Linked DNA regions of Homo sapiens: region 2 is linked to region 1. Evidence: read pairs that join two places in POLR2A ChIA-PET (ENCODE). Cell type or tissue: K562. All regions are shown on one strand. Links, peaks and the distances in the headings refer to the core of each region. The heading gives the core; the rest is flanking DNA. Region 1 overlaps NAV1 (neuron navigator 1). Region 2 overlaps NAV1 (neuron navigator 1).

What was found. Peaks named below come from ENCODE experiments on the same cell type or tissue, not always from the same donor. Only the 100,000 strongest peaks of a DNase experiment are listed, where the experiment ranks them.
Region 2: POLR2A ChIA-PET joins it to region 1 with 6 read pairs; 5 of 35 experiments call an interaction of 5 or more read pairs at or near these places.

The regions. Positions count from the first base shown.
Region 1 is chr1:201,546,534-201,551,912 of GRCh38, reverse strand. The region is part of intron 1 of NAV1 (neuron navigator 1); the gene reads right to left. Among named protein-coding and RNA genes, the nearest start is that of NAV1, 10 kb to the right of the region's middle. In K562, for the core only: no CTCF peak of the experiment used is centred there; no DNase peak of the experiment used is centred there; H3K27me3 peaks cover 644 bases.
Region 2 is chr1:201,611,050-201,616,428 of GRCh38, reverse strand. All of the region lies in intron 2 of NAV1 (neuron navigator 1), which reads right to left. All of the region lies in intron 1 of LOC124904482 (a long non-coding RNA gene), which reads left to right. Among named protein-coding and RNA genes, the nearest start is that of NAV1, 75 kb to the right of the region's middle. In K562, for the core only: no CTCF peak of the experiment used is centred there; a DNase peak (open chromatin) is centred at 2,068; H3K27me3 peaks cover 697 bases.

The DNA of each region.
Region 1 (5,379 bases), core at 380-5,379:
GATCTCACAGGAGATGTGTAAATTGGGAGGGGCCGGCTTATTAGCTCCAGACCGGCTAAAAAGCAGAGGAGTTTTAATGGGTTGCCAGCCTAACACAGGCCTAAATTCATGCACAATGGTAATTTTCAACTCTGATGAGAAAATGAGAAACAGAACCTCAAAACGTAACACTTTTACGTTATTTTTTTGACTGGGTAAAAATGAGCAGAAGTGATAAAATTGGTGGTGTACTTTAAAGTAGCTTTTATTGAGAAATAAATCTCAAGCGCTTGTCAAAATAAATGTGATAGCAAAGTAAATTTAAAAGCTCAATATGATTTCTGCATTTGTATAACAGACATGATGTCTGTGGTTAAGTTCTATGAGCCATTAAAGACACTGTGGCGCTGGGCGAGGTGGCTCATGTTTGTAATCCCAGCACTTTGGGAGGCCGAGATGGGAAGATCACTTGAGCCTCGGAGTTCCAGACCAGCCTGGGCAACATAGCAAGACCTTGTCTCTACAAAAAATGTAAAAGTTAGTCAAGTGTGGTGGTGTGCTCCTGTAATCCCAGGTACTCAGGAGGCTGAGATGGGAAGATCGCTTGAGCCTGAGAGGTTGAGGCTGCAGTAAGCTATGATTGCATCACTGCACTCTAGCCTGGGCAAAAAAGTAAGACCCTTTCTCAAGAAAAAAAAAAGAAAGACACCAGTCCACTGGCCCCTTCTGCTATACATGACCCTGGAGTGTATTGGAAAGGACAAAGACCAGGAGCTGGAAGACTTGGGTTCCCCAACTCATTCCCTAAAGTTATGTGGCTTTGGGTAAGTTACTTAGCCTCTCTGAGTCCGATTTTGACATCTACAGAAAGGGAAATATTTGTCCTGCCCACCTCATAAGGTTGCCATGAAGAGTAAACGAGAGGATGGATATGAAGTCATTCAGCACGGACCATAGAGTAGACCAGAGGAACCTTTGCAGTGAAGGCCTGAGGAAGAACTCTGATAGCAGGATGGGATTTAGGTTATGGAACTTCAGTCAAGCCAACCTCCATCCTCTGGGTCAGGTGACTGCTCCAGAGTGGTGTGGGTCTCAAACATTTGCCGAGAGGCCCTTCAGGGCCATACATAGACCACCCACCCCACATGTTCCCAGGACAGAAAGTGCAGAGCCGAGGAGCTTTTCAGAGGCCCTGGGTTCCCAAATACAAACATAAAACTACAAAATTGAAGTTAATCAAGATTTAATCAAACATCTATAAAATGTAACATTGTGTCAACTTCTTCAATACTTAACTTTAGCTTTCACAAAAATGCATTCTATTTGAAAATAACTTACAGATAAAATTTTTCTTCTGATCCAGTAATTTCTGCATATGTTCAGGGTTACCAAGAAATAGCCAATTTAAAATTATTAATAAATGAATTGCTGATAACCAAATACTTTTAAAAGTGAAATTATAGGCCAAGGATGGTGGTTCACCCTTGTGATCTGAATGCTTTGGGAGGCCAAGGTTGGGAGCAATCCTGAGGCCAGGAGTTTGGGACCAACCTGGGCAACATAGCGAGACCCCATCTCTACAAAATATACAAAAATTAGCCGGGTGTGGTGGCGGGCGCCTGTGGTCCCAGCTGTTTAGGAGGCTGAGGCAGGAGGATCACTTGAGCCCTGGAAGTCAAGGCTGCAGTGAGCTGCATTGGTGCCACTGCACTCCAGCCTGGGCAACAGGTTAAGACCCCGTCTCTTAAAAACAAAAAAAAAGTGAAATTATAATTTTTTTTAAATTACAACAAATATTTAGCAATTCATGTGGGATGTAGGGTGTTGGGTGCATCCTTATGGGCATGCTGCGTCCTGGAGCTCTTTCTGGGTGAGCATGCCCGGCGGGCACCCAGGTCTTTTTTTTTTTTTTTTTTTTTTTTTGAGATGGAGTCTCGCTCTGTCGCCTAGGCTGGAGTGCAGTGGTGAGATCTTGGCTCACTGTAAGCTCCGCCTCCTGGGTTCACGCCATTCTCCTGCCTCAGCCTCCCAAGTAGCTGGGACCACAGGTGCCCACCACCACACCCGGCTAATTTTTTTGTATTTTTAGTAGAGACAGGGTTTCACCCTGTTAGCCAGGATGTTCTCGATCTCCTGACCTCATGATCTGCCCGCTTCAGCCTCCCGAAGTGCTGGGATTACAGGTGTGAGCCACTGAGCCAGGCCGGCACCCAGGTCTTAAGACAGTCCTCTCTGTGGTTGCTGGGCAGGCTGTAACCTGCCCAGCAACCACAACTAAGTATATTGAGCTCTGCTTAAAGATTATCAGTAAATGTCATTTACATGATCATGACTACATAAATATTATTAAATCCCAGCCTTAGATTTCCTTCCTCCAAGGCCAGGCCTTTTGTCCTGCTCACCTCTGTGTATTTAGAAGCCAGAAGGCCAGGCGCGTTGGCGCATGCCTGTAATCCCAGAACTTTGGGAGTTTGAAGCAGGTGGATCGCTTGAACCTAAGAGTTTGAGACCAGCCTGGGCAACATGGCAAAACCCCCTCGCTACAAAAAATGCAAAATTTAGCCAGGCGTGGTGGTACATGCCTGTAATCCCAGCTACTCGGGAGGCTGCGGTGGGAGGATCATCTGAACCTGGGGAGGTTGAGGCTGCAATGTGCTGTGATTGTTCCACTGCACTCCAGCCTGGGTGACAGAGTGAGACTTTGTCAAAAAAAGAAAGAAGGAAAGAAAGAAAGAAGGAAGGAAGGAAGGAAAGAAAAGAAGGAAGAAAGAAAGAGAGAGAGAGAAAGAAGAAAGAAAGAAAGAAAGAAAGAAAGAAAGAAAGAAAGAAAGAAAGAAAGAAAGAAAGAAAGAAAGAGAAAACTAGAATATCTGAATTTAAAGCCTGCCTTCCTCACTACTGTTTTGGGTGGTCACCATCAAATTGTACAGAAGACCTTATAATAACAAGCAACAGTTTCCTGTCCCACCTCTTCCCAACTCCATTCTATTGTCCAAATAGTTTTCTGTTATTAGCTCCTTTGGTGGTTATCCACGTAAACTCTAGATAACATACTAATAACTATTCCCTGTTTTGTCACCTGTAGACAATATCTATCATTACCAAAGGAGTTAGACAAGTTTAGAGCACTTACACTAAACCCGACTCTCTTTCTCCTTTTCTTCCTCCCAATATTTGATTTTAGTTACTTTTATGAGTTATCTTGTACCTTTGATCTTAAAATTTGGTTTCTTGTTTTCTAACACTTTGACAGACTCTTGAATCCCCTCAGTAGAAGAGGAGAGTATTAGAGACCCTCCTTTTCCCTCTTCTACCTCTCTTCTTCAGTCAATAACACCTTTATTCACTTATTTATTTATTTTTATTTTTTTAAGAGATGGGATCTTGCTCTGTCACCCAGGCTGGAGTGCAGTCGTGCAATCATAGCTCACTGCAACCTCAAACTCCTGGCTGGGATCAAGTGATCGATCCTCCTATATCAGCTTCCCAAGTAGCTGTGGCAGGAGGACCATACTATAGGCATGTGCCATCATGCCCAGCTAATTTTTTAATGTTTTGTACAGATTGGGGGGTGAGTCTTGCTAGGTTTCCCAGGCTGGTCTTGAATTCTGGCTTCAAGAAATCCTCCTGCCTTGGCAGTTACACCTTTATTGATAGCTATTTACAGCCTGCCCAGCAACCACAACTAAGTATATTGAGCTCTGCATAAAGACTATCAGTAAATGTCATTTACATGATCATGACTACATAAATATTATTAAATCCCAGCCTTAGAGCCTCACTTTCCTCCTCTGTCAAATGGGGACAGCATAGCATGTGCTAACACCTCATAAGACCTAGTGGGCTGGGCACAGTGGCTCACGCCTGTAATTTCAGCACTTTGGGAGGGCGAGGTGGGTAGATCACAAGGTCAGGAGTTTCAGACCAGCCTGGCCAAGATGGTGGAACCCCGTCTCTACTGAAAATACAAAAATTAGCCGGGCATGGTGGCAGGTGCCCGTAATCCCAGCTACCCGGAAGGCTGAGACAGAGAATTGCTCGAACCTGGGAGGTGGAGGTTGCAGTGAGCCGAGATCATGCCACTGCACTCTAGCCTGGGCAACAGAGCAAGACTCCGTCTCAAAAAATAATAGTAATTTAAAAAAAGACCTAGTGAAGAGGATACAGAATGTGTGGAATGTAAAAGACGCAGGTTTTTACAAATATAATCTCTTATTTTTCTATCATTACATATGACATGCAGCATGGAGTGGTAATAATGGCTCATACTATTTGGGCAACTTAGATAACTCTCTGAACTGCAATTTCCTAACCAGTAAAATGGAGAGAATACTAGTACCTATCTCGCTAAGTTGTTGGAACGATTACATGAAATGATATAAGTCAAAGTGCTTCTCCTCCCGTGGTTCACTATCCCAATTTTAGGGATCATGACCTTATTTCCCTTTTGCTGAGAGAGAAAATTCCAATTTAGGCCTTAACTGAGCAGGCTGTGGGTTGAGAAAAAGTATACAGCACTCTCAAAAAGGCATTTGGGAAACTACTGGAAAATCTGATTCTGGCCATATATTAAACAATTCTGTTAAATCCAGTACTAACGGGTATGATTGTGGTGCTGTAGCTTCATAGAAGTATGTCCTTGTTTGGCCGGGTGCGGTGGCTCACACCTGCAATCCCAGCACTTTGGGAGGCCGAGGTGGGCGTATCACCTGAGGTCGGGAGTTTGAGACCAGCCTGACCAACATGGAGAAACCCCGTCTCTACTAAAATTACAAAAAAATTAGCCGGGCATGGTGGCGCGTGCCTGTAATCCCAGCTACTCGGGAGGCTGAGGCTGGAGAATCGCTTGAACCCGGGAGACGGAGGTTACGGTGAGCTGAGATCGTGCCATTGCACTCCAGCTTGGGCAACAAGAGCGAAACTCCATCTCAAAAAAAAAAAAATGTCCTTGTTCTTTGGAAATAACATGCTTAAGTGTTGAAGGGTTAAGTATCATGATGTCAACAAATTACTTTTTTTTTTTTTTTTTTGAGACAGAGTTTCATTCTGTCTCCCAGACTGGAGTGCAGTGGTGCCATCTCAGCTCACTGCAACTTCTGCTTCCCGGGTTCAAGTGATTCTCCTGCCTCAGCCCCCTGAGTAGCTGGGATTACAGGCACCCACCACCATGCCCAGCTAATTTTTGTATTTTTAGTAGAGACGGGGTTTTACCATGTTGGACCAGGATGGTCTAGATCTCCTGATCTCGTGACCCACCCACCTTGGCCTCCCAAAGTGCTGGGATTACAGGTGTGAGCCACTGGGCCTGGCAACAAATTACTCTTAAGTGGCTCAGAAAAATATTATATAGATTGATCTATATACAGAGCAATCTAGCAAAATGTCAACAATCAGTGAATG
Region 2 (5,379 bases), core at 153-5,152, 65 kb before region 1:
GATCTGGGGAGGCTTTTAGGAAGAGCAGTCAGGTTGGTAGTTGGTGGTTTGAGGTCTGGGAAGTAGTGGATTTGATGGTAGAACTCCTCATGCCCCTGGGTCTATCCGTCAGTGCCCCAATACAGACTCCTGCTCTTTAAAGAGATTCTGTGGTACAGTGGTTAAAGAATATACTCTGGAGCCAGAATGCCTGGGTCCAAAGCGTGGCTCTGTCATTTGCTGGTGGTGTGACCTAAGGCAAATTGCGGAACCTCTGAGTTCTCTCCTCTGTAAAATGAGATTGAGACAGGATCTACTCATAGGATTGCTGTGAAGAGTAAGTTAGTTAATGAACAGAAAGTGCTTAGAACAGTGTCTGGCACATAGTAAGGACCAACAAGTATTTCTGTTATTTATTATGATCACAGAGACAAAAAAAAAACCTTCTTTTTCAAGTGTCCCTCCATCCCACGTACCCAGGGATAGAGGCTGAGCTGCCTCATTCTCCTGAGCTTCCAGCAGAGCAGAAGAGGATAAGAACACCTGCCAGGTCTGGATCAGAAACCTGAAGCATCAACAGGAACAACATTGTCCATGCTTCACACAATAACACCCAAATGCTCACAGTGGAAAGGGTAGGAAACTAGACAGCTCGAAAAATGTGTCATGGAAAGAGTAAAGGCTTTTGAATCTGGAAGATCTGGGTTCAAATCCTAGCTCTGCTACTTCCTGCTATGTGGCTTTAGAAAAGTTAAGTTTTCTGAGCCCAGAGTCCGCATCTGCAATAAGTAGTCATAGGGTTTTATAAAGAAGCAATGAAAGAGTAAAGATAAGGCACCTAGCTTGGTGACTGGCACATAGGAAGTGCTCAAGAAATGGCAGAAATTGGCCAAGAATGGTGGCTCATGCCTGTAATCCCAGCATTTTGGGAGGTCAAGGTGGGTGGATCACGAGGTCAGGGGTTCAAAACCAGCCTAGCCAAGATGGTGAAACCCCATCTCTACTAAAATTACAAAAATTAGCCAGGTGCGGTGGCAGGTGCCTGAAATCCCAGCTATTCGGGAGGCTGAAGCAGGAGAATCGCCTGAACCCAGGTGGCAGAGGTTGCAGTGAGCTGAGATCGCGCTACTGCACTCCAGCCTGGGTGACAGAGTGAGACTCCATCTCAAACAAAAAAAAAAAGAAAGAAAGAAAGAAAGAAAGAAATGGCAGAAATTATGTTAAGGAGAACAGCCATACCTCCTCCGTCCTCCCAAAGGGAAGTTGCCAAATTCAGACACAGAATGGGACAGTCTGGTGGATGGCAGGTGAGTTGAGAGGCTGGTGGCTTCCCAGGCAAAGTGGAACAGTCCCTGCCCCTGAACATGATGTATCAGCCACATCCAACACACTTTTCTCTCTCCTCCCTTTCCAGTCTACATCCCACAGCTGTCTGCTGTCTAAGTCTCACCCTGGTACTTTATTTTTAAATCAAACACTTTTTAGTTGCATTTGCTGACTGCCTGTCAGACACTGTTCTAAGTGCTTTGCCTATATTAACTTGTAATTGTTCTATAAGTTGGTGCTATTATTATCATTCCCACTTCAGAGGCAAGGACGCTGAAGCACAGAGAGGCTAAGGAACTTTCTCACGATCACACAGCTAGTAAATGGCAGAGTCAAGATTAGATCCAAACAGTCTAGCTCCAGACATTGTGCTTCTTACTTCACAGCCTAAATCCAGGCCTCAGCCCTAACTCCTTTCCACCCCAATCTTCCAGCCTTTCAGCCTCATTCCAGCGCCAGGCCCCGCCCCATCAGGACAAATGGAGGCTACCTGGCCATTAAAGCTCTGCAAACCCCAGAGCAAGGAAGTGTTTTGGGCCTATAAATATTTCATTCTGACTCAGAGGGTGGTGAGAGCCTAAGCACCAGCTCCCTCTGATCTCCCAGGATGGGGGCGAGGGGAAAGGAAGGCGAGCACCAGTATTCGGCGGCGGTCCCTCTCTCCCCGGTCTGGAGAACTGGCCAGTCGCAAGTTCCTGGCCCCGCTCTCCACCGCCCTTCCTGCCCTTGAGGCGCCCGCAGCAGCTGCCGGGGTTGGGGGCACACTGGGCGGCGGCCGTGGTGCTGATAGGACAGCTCCTCCTGCAGTGGCCCTGTTAAAGGGGCCGCGATTGCGTTTGGGAATGCACTGAATATACCCATTTCGAAAAGGTCAGAACATTTTAACCAGAGCATCTAGGGGTTGGATATGCCAAAAAAAGAAAGAAAGAGGACAAGGAAAATATTTACAGTAAAGGGCTGGAGTATCTCTGAACTCACGCACTGAGATACGGACACTGCACAGCACAGAGTGTTGGCTAAAAACAGAGGTCCTGGAGCCAGAACCACCCCCTCTCCCCACTCGCCCCCAGCCCCATCTTCCCAACCCCCACCCAGTCCCCTCAGACCGTTGTACAAATCTGGGTATTGCTGCTTCCTGCTTTGTGGTCCTGAGCAAATTACTTAACCTCCTTGGCCTATTTCCTCATCTTTGAAATAGGGATGATAACAATATCTACCTTAAAGTGTTGCTATAAAGACTAAGTGAAGTATTTATTATTATTATTATTGAGCCTTGCGCTGTCACCCAGGCTGGAGTGCAGTGGCGTGATCTTGGCTCACTGCAACCTCTGCCTCCCAGGTTCAAGCGAGTCTCTTGCCTCAGCCTCCCATGTAGCCAGGATTACAGGCGTGTGCCACCATGCCTGGCTAATTTTGTATTTTTATTAGAGATGGGGTTTCTCCATGTTGGCCAGGCTGGTCTCGAACTCCTGACCTCAGGTGATCTGCCTGCCTCAGCCTCCCAAAGTGCTGGGATTACAGGCATGAGCCACCACACCTAGCCAAGACTAAGTGAATTATGAGAGGAAAATCATGGAAGACAGTTCCTGGTCCATAATAAACACTGAATACTAGCTAGTTATCATTAAGTCAAGTCATTAGCACAGTTTGTATCTCCCTTCTCTGTTCTGCCCCAAATTTCCAATTAGTAAATTTTGTCAGCCATTTCAGTCAGAATAGCAGAAACATTGTCACCAGAATGTTTCACCTTTAACGTAAATTTATGTTTTCTTATTTGAGTACAAATAGGACAGTCCATTTATATGGGGTTGGTGGCGGGGGGGAGGCGGGGAGAGGGTAACCAAATTACACAGCAGGCCAAGTTTCCAAAATAAATACATTTAAGACTGTGGCATGGGTTAGTAAGAAAGATGGGGAGATCTCTTTTCATAGAGGTCCTTCTGAATTGAGGCACTCCTGAGTACATGAAGATGACTTAGATGCAACCTGTTCAGAGACAGGAAATGGACAGAATGACCTGCATGAGTCCAGAGGCCACGGACAGAATCCCTGGACCCCACACAGGTCTCTTTCCAAGCTTTCTTACAACATCTGACACGTACCCTCCCTCCGCCCTGGAAATCCTGGTTAGTTCCTCCCAGGGCCAAATCTCAACTTGGGCTTCACCTCAGGCAAGAGAGAAGTGTGTCCCTTGGTGCCACTCTGAAGATATGACTCGTACTGCTGCACCCCTCAGACCAACACCATACACACATAGTGACACACACACACACAGACATACACACACTCACTCACACCCTCCCACACAAGCACACTCACACATCAAGACACAAGATACACACTGCCATGCTCCGAGTGCTTGTGTCCTCTCCAAAATTTCTATGTTGAAAACTTCTCCAATGCAATAGTATTAAGAGGTGGGCCTTTGGGAGGAGATTAGGTCATGAGGGCTACACCTTTGTGAATGGGTTAAGTCCCTTCATAAAAGAGACTTGAAGGAACCTGTTTGCCCCTTTCTTCCACCACGTGAGGACACACAGATGTCACCATCTATGGGGAACAGGCCTTCACCAGACACCAAATCTGCTGGCACCTTGATCTTGGACTTCCATCCTCCAGAACCGTGAGCAATAAATTTCTGACGTTTCATTTTAATTCTTATATTTTTAGAGACAGAGTCGCAGCTCTGTCACCCAGGCTGGAGTGCAGTGGCGTTATCACTGCTCACTGCATCCTCAGCCTCCTGGGCTCAAGCAATCCTCCCACTTCAGCCTGCCGAGTAGCTGGCACCACAGGCACATGCCACCATGCCTGATAATTTTGTTTTTTAATTTTTTGTAGAGACGAGGTTCTCACTATATTGACCAGGCTGGTCTCCATCTGGACTCAAGCAATCCTCCTGCCTCAGCCTCCCAAAGTGCTGGGCATTATAGGCATGAGCCACCATGCCTGGCCTGTTGTTTACAAATTGCCCAGTCTAAAGTATTTTGTTATAGCAACCTGAATGGACTAAGACACACACACTCACACACACACACATTCTGACACACAGAGATAGACATATGCACACACAACCTACAAATACATATACACACTGATACACACAGATATACACATTCACACAGAGACACACAGGTACGTGCTCACACACTGACACATACACACTCGCACCGCACACATCATACATGCAACTCACACTCATGCTTATTCTTAAACACACAAACACACACATCTCCAGCTTCCTTTCCCACCTGTCCTCCCTGTCCCTTGCTGTCCCTCGCCTTTGGCCCATTTCCCACCCAGCCCAGGGTGAGGAGGTGCTCTGTGTCCTCCGATCCTCGCTCATCTCAGAGGCTCCAGGCCTCCAGCAGTGTGCTCACAGGCTTCCCTGGAAAAATGAGCCCCAACACCCGTACCTTGGGCACACAACTTCCAATATTTGTGGTTTACAGACCTTGTTCAGCTCACACATGGAGCTAAGGGTGAGGGTATAAAGGCAAATCACAATATTCCTATGCTTGAGAGGAAGTAACTTGTCCCAAGTCACACCACTGAGCAACAGGAGAGCCTGGGGTGACTCCCCCACTCCAGTTATCTTCCCCCACACCACACAGCCCCCTCTCCGCATAAGGCCGCAGTGTTTCCAGACTGGGCATTGCGAGGAGGTCCCAGGGCTGGGGACAGGACTGCAATAGTCATTTACTAAATGTTTATCCTTCTTGTCCAGCCTCTAATCTCTGCCAACCTCTCAGGACAGAAATGGAGGAAGAGCTGAGATGTCGTGGTGGGGAGCGCATAGTAAAAGGATTTGAGCCCATCCTCCTTCCCCAAGCTCTTGCCTGTAGACCCTGGCTTCAGGCTTCAGCAAACCAGCTGGGGGCCATTCAGCTGGGCCTGGTCCTTGGCAGAGAATGCAATCACCCCAGTCTGTGTCAAGAGAAAGACAAGGATGGGCAGCCAGTGGTGGTGCCCCATCAGAGTGGGCATGGGCAGAGTGGGCAGAGCCTTGGCAGGAAGCAGGGGAAGCTGAGGTCTACTGGCTGGGACTTGTTAGCAGAGGGGGTGGGGCTCAGT